Regions from separate parts of the Homo sapiens genome. Here region 2 is linked to region 1. A link is a contact called in ENCODE Hi-C or POLR2A ChIA-PET data. All regions are on one chromosome and are shown on one strand. Each heading gives the region's core, a stretch centred on a gene start or an enhancer-like site at or near the end of the contact. The rest is flanking DNA. Distances are from core to core; before and after follow the strand shown. Region 1 has its middle 190 kb from the start of PTPN20. Region 2 has its middle 130 kb from the start of GDF10.

The links. Hi-C counts contacts between places; a loop is a spot of excess contacts on that map. ChIA-PET counts read pairs that join two places held with the same protein, here RNA polymerase II (POLR2A). Pooled maps may share reads with other maps.
Region 2: a loop to region 1 is called in a map of endothelial cell of hepatic sinusoid, with 6 times the contacts of the local background. The contact joins two enhancer-like sites. A Hi-C loop is called at or near these places in 6 of 168 maps with a recorded cell type or tissue (A673, GM12878, aorta and 2 more) and 3 of 50 pooled maps. POLR2A ChIA-PET finds 5 or more read pairs at or near these places in 2 of 52 experiments (AG04450 and PC-9).

Annotation. Positions count from the first base shown.
Region 1 is chr10:47,102,243-47,105,974 of GRCh38, forward strand. No RefSeq gene overlaps it. Among named protein-coding and RNA genes, the nearest start is that of PTPN20, 190 kb to the left of the region's middle. Within about 2 kb of position 1,954, at least 5 of the 41 ENCODE cell types and tissues checked have a DNase peak (open chromatin) inside an H3K27ac peak, as active enhancers do.
Region 2 is chr10:47,163,704-47,167,435 of GRCh38, forward strand. No RefSeq gene overlaps it. Among named protein-coding and RNA genes, the nearest start is that of GDF10, 130 kb to the right of the region's middle. Within about 2 kb of position 1,833, at least 30 of the 41 ENCODE cell types and tissues checked have a DNase peak (open chromatin) inside an H3K27ac peak, as active enhancers do.

The sequences.
Region 1 (3,732 bases), core at 704-3,203:
GTGATAAAGGTGGTGGTGGTGGGAGCATTACAGTAGCCACTCCAGTGCTGTGCATCACATCCCTCTCATGGGTGTATATGATGTAAGGAAGCTTGCTTAATATTGTTTAATCCAACCTTTCACAAATATATTTTAATCACACCACATCCCTTTCTTTTCAGCAGAATGTCACAGCTCAGGCGTGTAAAGCTGTGAGGAAGAGCGTTTGGGGGTGCTCTTTAGAGGCCAACCTGGTTCCTTGGGTGCTGTCTCTGAAGGTTCTGCTCCTCCTGTACCCAGCCCCACTTCTGAACCCTTTCCGGTTGGCAGGAGGGTCTAGAAAGACTTCCACCTCTCGGCCATCGAACCTGAAACAAAGACTCTTAAGAACAGACAAAGACTCTAAAGAACAGGCAAAGTCACTGTGCAGAGATGCCTGAGACTCTCTCTGCCCTGGGGAAGACTTAATGGCAGCGTGCAGCTCACACTCATGTCACTGTGGACACCTGTGGCCTCCTCATCCCTATAGAGATCAGCCCTAAGTTGCTGCCTGGCTTCCATCCACTGGCCCTGCATTGCTAATGTCTACCTAAAATCTCCCTGCTGAAATTCCTGCCTCTCCAGACCAAACACCTTTGGGATGGTCAGTTTCTTGTCTTTGGGGTACATTTTGGCTCCTCCAGAATCAAAGGGGCCTTGCAGTAAGAAGACATCCTTTAGCTCTAATGTTCCTCTCTATTCTTGCCATCAAAATAAGGAGGAAGGAGGAGAGAGCATGTCACAGCCTTTCATCACTCCCACCAGAAGGCTGCATTCAGGCCAACTGAGGAGGGCTCCTTCTGGAGCCAAAGAGGGGAAGGAGAGGAGAGGTGTTTGTAGGAGAGTCACTGTGGAAGACAAGGATGGTGCAACCCCTCTGCGTCTCCATTTCCCAGGATGGTATTTCAGTGGACTCCAAAATTCCCTTCCTGGGGCACCTGGAAGAAAAGGGCCCCCATATCTCCATCCATTCTGTTCCTTCCCTCTTTCTCTTTATTTGAAAAGAGTTGGTGTGCTATGGATGAAAGAGTGAGTTTTAGAACCAGGCACAGAGACCTTGGTCCAATCCCATCTTTGCCACGGAGATGTCCTAGAACTTTCTGAGACTCGGTTTTTCAATCTGCAAAATCACAATAGCAAAAACATCTCCCTTGGATGATAGTCTTGATGATGAAACAAAATGACATTTTCAATTTAATTTAGGGCAAAATCACAATGACATATGTCTTTTTTTTTTTTGATTAAGAGACAGCCAAGCTCCTGGCATATGAATTTCTCCTTTTAGCAAAAACTATTTATTTACATTTTCATCATTTATTTGTGTTTTTCCTTTCTCTAAGAAATTAGTACAAATCTTCACCAGATTAAAATTATTCAAACATATTTATAGAAAGGAATCCTGATTTCTTCATGGCTGTAAAATAACTTTAGCTCTGTTTCACATAATAATTTTTATTCATGTTTAATAGCTTTTTTGAGGTATAGTAGACATACAATAAACTGCTCATTTAAAATGCACAATTTTTAACATTGTGACACATATGAAATCACCACCACATCAAGATAACAAAGACATCCATCATTTCCTAGTTTCCTTGCACCCGTATATAATCCTTTTCTCCCACCCTTATGCCCCCATCCTCAGGCAAACATTGATCTGTTTTGTTACTATTCACTAGTTTGCATTTTCTGGAGTTTTCTATGGATGGATGAGTGTACACTCTTTTTATTAAGATTCATTCATGTTGCTGTATATATCAATAGTTCATTCCTTTTTTATTACTCTTACATCACACTTTGATGCATAAGATAAATACTATGAGAAATATAGCAATTACATTTTTTTCTGGAAAGTCAGAATGTTATAGGAAACATTCTGGACACAACTTCAAAAATTTTTAGTTGAAATGTTCCAGCTGTAACCATGAACACATCATTAACCCTCCCTAGGCCTCAGTTTCCTCTCCTGGGGGATGGGAGAGAATCATGACAGCACCTCCTCAGCTGTGTTCACCAGAGCTTTCGTCACTGACTTGAGAAGTCCAGTTTCCCAGGCCTGTGTCTGTCTGCATGTCTGAATGGCTTATGGACTGATACTTCTATCAGCTCTGGCTCCATGGGGAGTGGTGATGGCTGAGGTCTGACAGGGGCCAGGCAGTGCTAGATGAAGGGAGAGGGGCCCTTCATTTGGGTGAGCTGCCGGAGTGGGAGGCACTGTGTCTTGCTTCTGATGGAGTGTCTGAGAAGCAGGTCCAAGAGGCGCTGCTTCAGGACCCGCCTCAGATTAGCACAGGTCCCCACACTGGGAGCAGAGGGCATGATTTCTGGAGTGATCTCAGAGGTGCTGCAGCTGGAAAACTGATTACCAAGTGAGAAGGATGTTTAATGGAGATGGTGGTGAAGTGACACTAACAGGAAGCTGTACTCCTGATTCTCAGCAGAAATAAGATTTGGGGGAAAGCAGGAAAGTTATTCACATCCCTCTGAGAAGGGGAGGAAGGCATTAGGTATTTGGCCAAACAGGCCCTTCCTCCTAGCAAAGTTAAGTTAGGGAAACTTGAGGAACTTGCAGACAGGGGTGGCACTCTTCCCAGCTGAGGACAGAACTTGTGGCAGATTGTATTTTTCAAAGATGGCCCTAACAGTATCTTCTGTCCCACGTGCCTTTCCACAATCTTACCACTTCCCTCATCTAGAAGTGGCACCTATGACCTCTCCCCTGGAACCAGGCCTGGGTGACTGCTTTGAGTAATAGAATATGGAGGAAGTGACACCATGTGACATCCAAGGCTAGGCTGGGTCATAATATTGTCATGCATTTCTGCTAGGTTCTCTGGGGACAGTTACTTTTGGAGCCCTACCACCACACTGTGAGAAAGCCCCAGCAGCCTGTGGAGGGGCCTACGTGTGGAAGAACTGATCCCAAGTGCCCAGCCCCAGCTGAACTCCTGGTCCACAGCCAGTGGCCACTTGCCAGCCAAGTGAACGAGCCAGCCTGGAAGTAGACCCTCCAACCCAACGTATGCCACATAAGGCACAGATAAGCCACATTGTCTGACTTTCAGATTCATAAGCAAAATAAGTATTGTTTTAAGCCACTAATGCCTTGGAGTAATTTTCTTATGCAGCAATAGAAAACTCATACAAAGCTCATCTAGGAAAAAGGTTAAAGTTGAGGACAGCATTTAATAGCAGACACAAGTCCATATGGGGACAGGCCAGCCTTAGCCTGTACTGTCACATGGTAGCCTCCAACACTGAGCAAGGGTGTCCCACCATCCTGGCCAGTCTAAGGCATTAAAGGATAACATTAAGAACTGCCCGTCCCCTCTTGGACATCCAAGTTAAAAAAAAATTATAATAACACCTCTGATAGCAGCACATTTTTGGAATGACTGAAAGAGTTTTTGTCATAATATTATTTATGAGTTGTGGGATTCACTGAGAGTTCCAGATAACTCCTCTGCAATGCCCACGGCCTGCTCTGTCATCTAGGTTTATAAACCTCTTTCTCTGCAGTTTGCAGGATGAACCAGGCTGCACAGAGTGTTTAATGAGATCTAACCAAAGGTTTCAAAAACCTGTGTATTATTTTGCTGCATTTTATAGATGAAGAGACTGAATGTTCTAAAGATAAAGTCCATTGAGCCAGTAACTGTAAGAGCAAGACAGGAAGCTAGTTCTCTCTGTCTCAGAGTCTGACACTCTTTACAA
Region 2 (3,732 bases), core at 583-3,082, 61 kb after region 1:
ATAGGTATACAATAAGTTTTGAAATCAGATAGACTGATTCTTCTCACTTGATTGTTCTTTAAATTTTTTGATTTAGTTATTCAAGTTTTTGTGCCTTTTCATTGAAATTTTAGAATAATTTTCCCCTGCCAAAAAAATATAAATCTTGCTAAGGTTTTGATAGAATTGCATCAAACCTGTGTGTCAATTTGGGGAGAACTGACATCTTCAGTTCACTGCATCTTCCAGCCTATGGTATGTCTTTCCATTTGCTTAGATCTTGTTTGATTTCTTTAATCACTATTTGTAATTTTCAGCATGCAAGTCCTATGCATATTTTGTTAGATTCACATCTAAGTATCTTATTTTTGAGCAATTATAAATGGTATTGTATTTGATATATTTGTTTAAAATAAAACTTTGTTGTTCCATAAATGAAAAACAGTTATCACTTCTCATAAAATAGGGAATAACTACAAAATCTATATAATTTAACAGAAAGAAAACACACTTTTTAAAAAAATGGTCTGTGTGCTTTATAAAATCAGCGCATGGACCACCAATCGTGTATGTGCCACACTTTGGAACGCAATCAAGCCTCCAGTGGTTCATGACTCACCACACCAATAAGACATTCCTAGAATATAGCTGTGGGTGCCTTACATAAAAACCCTCAGGGCTGGGAAACTCAACACCTCGGCAGCTCATTCTATAGTCAGACAGTTCTGATTGTTGAGAACTCCTTTCTTTGGTTGAGCTGAAACCTATAGTCCTGTGATTCCCGCTGGTTCCAAGTTCTGGGGTAGAGGGCCAGATGGTGCTGGTGCCTTCAATGTGCCTCCAACTATGACTTGGACAGTGTGCTCTCCTTGCCTGCAGGACGCCACTTTCAGGAACTGGGCAGTATTCGTAAGCCCTGGAGTCTTACTAACTGGCTTCAGATGTCTTGTCTACCGTCAGTGCCCCAGCAGCCCTTCAACTGGCTGGGAGGTGACCACGACATCAGCCTTCAGTTGTCCCTCTGTCCCACCATGCTGCCCAGATCTGGTAGACCTCAGGCATGTTTATTTTTGCAGCCCAGGTATCCTCTCAGGACATGATGGAGGAAATAAATCAGTTTGTTATTCATTCAACCCACCCTCAAGTGAGCAGGGGACTCTTCCAGAATCTGGGGACAGCTTGAGGCATAAAGTGCAGCCCCCACCCTGCAGCACTCAGAAACACGTGTTGGTGACAATCACGCACTCATGAATCACCAAGGCTAACATGAACTCTATGCAAAGAGCTGCAGGCAACCAGAAGAGGCAGCAGCCACGTTTCCCTGCAGTGCAGGGGACATCCAAGAGTGCTTGATCTTTACAAGGACCTAAAAGGTAGAGACATTTATTCCCATTCTATAGTTAGAAGACTGAGACTTATACATAGTTTTCCAAGATCTCAAAGTCAGTAAATGACAGAAACAGTTTTGGCTTTCAAAGTCCTAGCCCCTTTTTCTTATTAAGCAAATGGAAGGCTCTCAGTACTTGTTGAATGAATGAAAAGAGGTAGAAATGAATTCTACACTGTCTGCCAAGAAGTTTCCTCAGAGGCAAGAAAGAGCAATTGTGCTCATGCATCCTTCCGTGGGGCTCTGCAGTACTCCTTCCCGGCTTGCCCTGGGAACCCCAGAAGAACACCTGTACCCACAGCCTTGGAGGAGCCCCTCCCTCTGTGGGAGGCCTGGAGCCTCTTGGCATTACCGGGCTGGGCTGTTGATTTTGTTCAGTCACACTCACCCAGGGAATGACTTTGATAGACAGTTTTGTCTGAACCTGGTCCTCGGAGGCTGGGGGTTAGTAGGAAGTATGTAAGAAAGCCTGGGGCAGGGGGAAGAGCAGCCCCAGAGTTCACAGCACGACATCTGCTGCCCAGAGAGGTGAAGTACTTTGTGCAAGATACACGTCTATCATACAAGGAGCCAAGATTTGGACCTGAGGTTTTCCTGGGCCCTTCCCACATGCCCCCGGCCTCTGCAGAGATTCAGAGGAACGAATGGGAAGGAGCAGCCAACCCGACCGCAGCGTGATCACGAGAAGGAGGGCTCTGCTGTGCCCTGTGAGGCCACCCTAGGGCCCCTGGGGCAGAGAGCTCGCGTGTGTCTCTGACTTGCCTGATGGTCACTGCCAGGCTGCCTTGCCTGCCTTCAGAGCTCTAGACAGAGGCCCCTTTAAACTTCCTCCTCGGCCGGGCCAAGACGCTGCAACAGCTCAGCGCGGCTCCCAGCGAACCCCGAGTGAACCCTCGGGGCTTTATTTTCATTTCTTCTTGGCAGGACGTAACTTCCTGCTTCTAAGAAAAACATCTTTAAACAGAGCCACGAACGGTTCCAGGGTGTCCCGCACATCCCCCGCTAGACGGAACAATAGCGCAATGAGCTGCGTGGAGTGGATTGGAAGCACATGGAGCCTGTTTCCTTTCAAAATCCCCCAGGGGCTCAGCCTGGAGGAGCCAGGGTGTTTGATAAATCATGCTGGAACTTTTATCAGGTCCAGTGTGTGTGAGCAAAAGCCAGAAGGGGAGGGAGGGGGTCCCCTAGGGCCCCCAGAATCCGGGCCAACTGGAGGCCTAGACAAGAGGAGGGATCTGAGTCTTGAGCACCTACTGCATGCGCCTGAGGTGCTGACTCATCCAGGGCCAGCGGGAGAAGTGCCCCAGGACCTGCCCTGAGCCCTGTGGAGGCAGAGACACAGCTGTCATAGACCAGGCGCCACTGGGGAATGTGGTAACCAGGAGGAAGGGTCACTGGGTAAGGGGGCTTCACTGTTACCTGTGCACTCTCCTAGTACGTGCCTCTTCAGACCAAGCAGAGGGGAATTTGTGCAAGCCCAGGAGGAGCCTTCTGGATTCTTTTCCTTTCTTTTCCTGCAGTACCGGTATATCAGGGCCTGGCCTCAGCCCAAAGCGTCAGGGAGCTCAGAGCGAAGTCTGGCCTTGGGTCCTGGGGAAAACATGGAGGCATGGAGTAGGGCGGGAAGGGGCAGTGAGGAGCCGAGGAAGGAGGCTCTGGGAGTCTTAGGGGTCTTGGCAGCATGGAAGTGAGAGGTGAAGCCAGCTGGTCTTCTGGGTCGGGTGGGGACTTGGAGAACTTTTCTGTCTTGCTAAAGGATTATAAACACACCAATCAGTGCTCTGTGTCTAGCTTAAGTTTTGTAAATGCACCAATCGGCACTCTGTAAAAATGGACAAATCAGCACTCTGTAAAATGGACCAATCAGCACTCTGTAAAAATGGACCAATCAGCAGGATATGGGCGGGGCCAAATAAGGGAATAAAAGCTGGCCACCGGCCCAACTGCAGCAACCCTGTAGGGTCTGTTTCGAGTTTGTGGAAGCTGTGTTCTTTTGGTCTTCACAATAAATCTTGATTCTGCTTAGTGTTGGGAACTGTGCTATGTTTGTGAGCTGTAATACTGCCAAGGTGTGCAGCTTCACTCATGAAGCCACAGAGACCATGAACCCATCAAGACCACGATCCTACCGGGAGGAATGAATAACTCCAGACACGCCACCTTTAAGAGCTGTAACACTGGCCGGGTGTGGTGGCTCACGCCTGTAATCCCTGCATTTTGGGGGGGCTGAGGTGGGCGGATCACAAGTTCAGGAGATCCAGACCATCCTGGCCAACATGGTGAAATCGTGTCTCTGCTAAAAATAAGAAAAATTAGCCAGGAGTGGTGGCAGGCGCCTGTAGTCCCAGCTACTCGGAGGCTGAGGC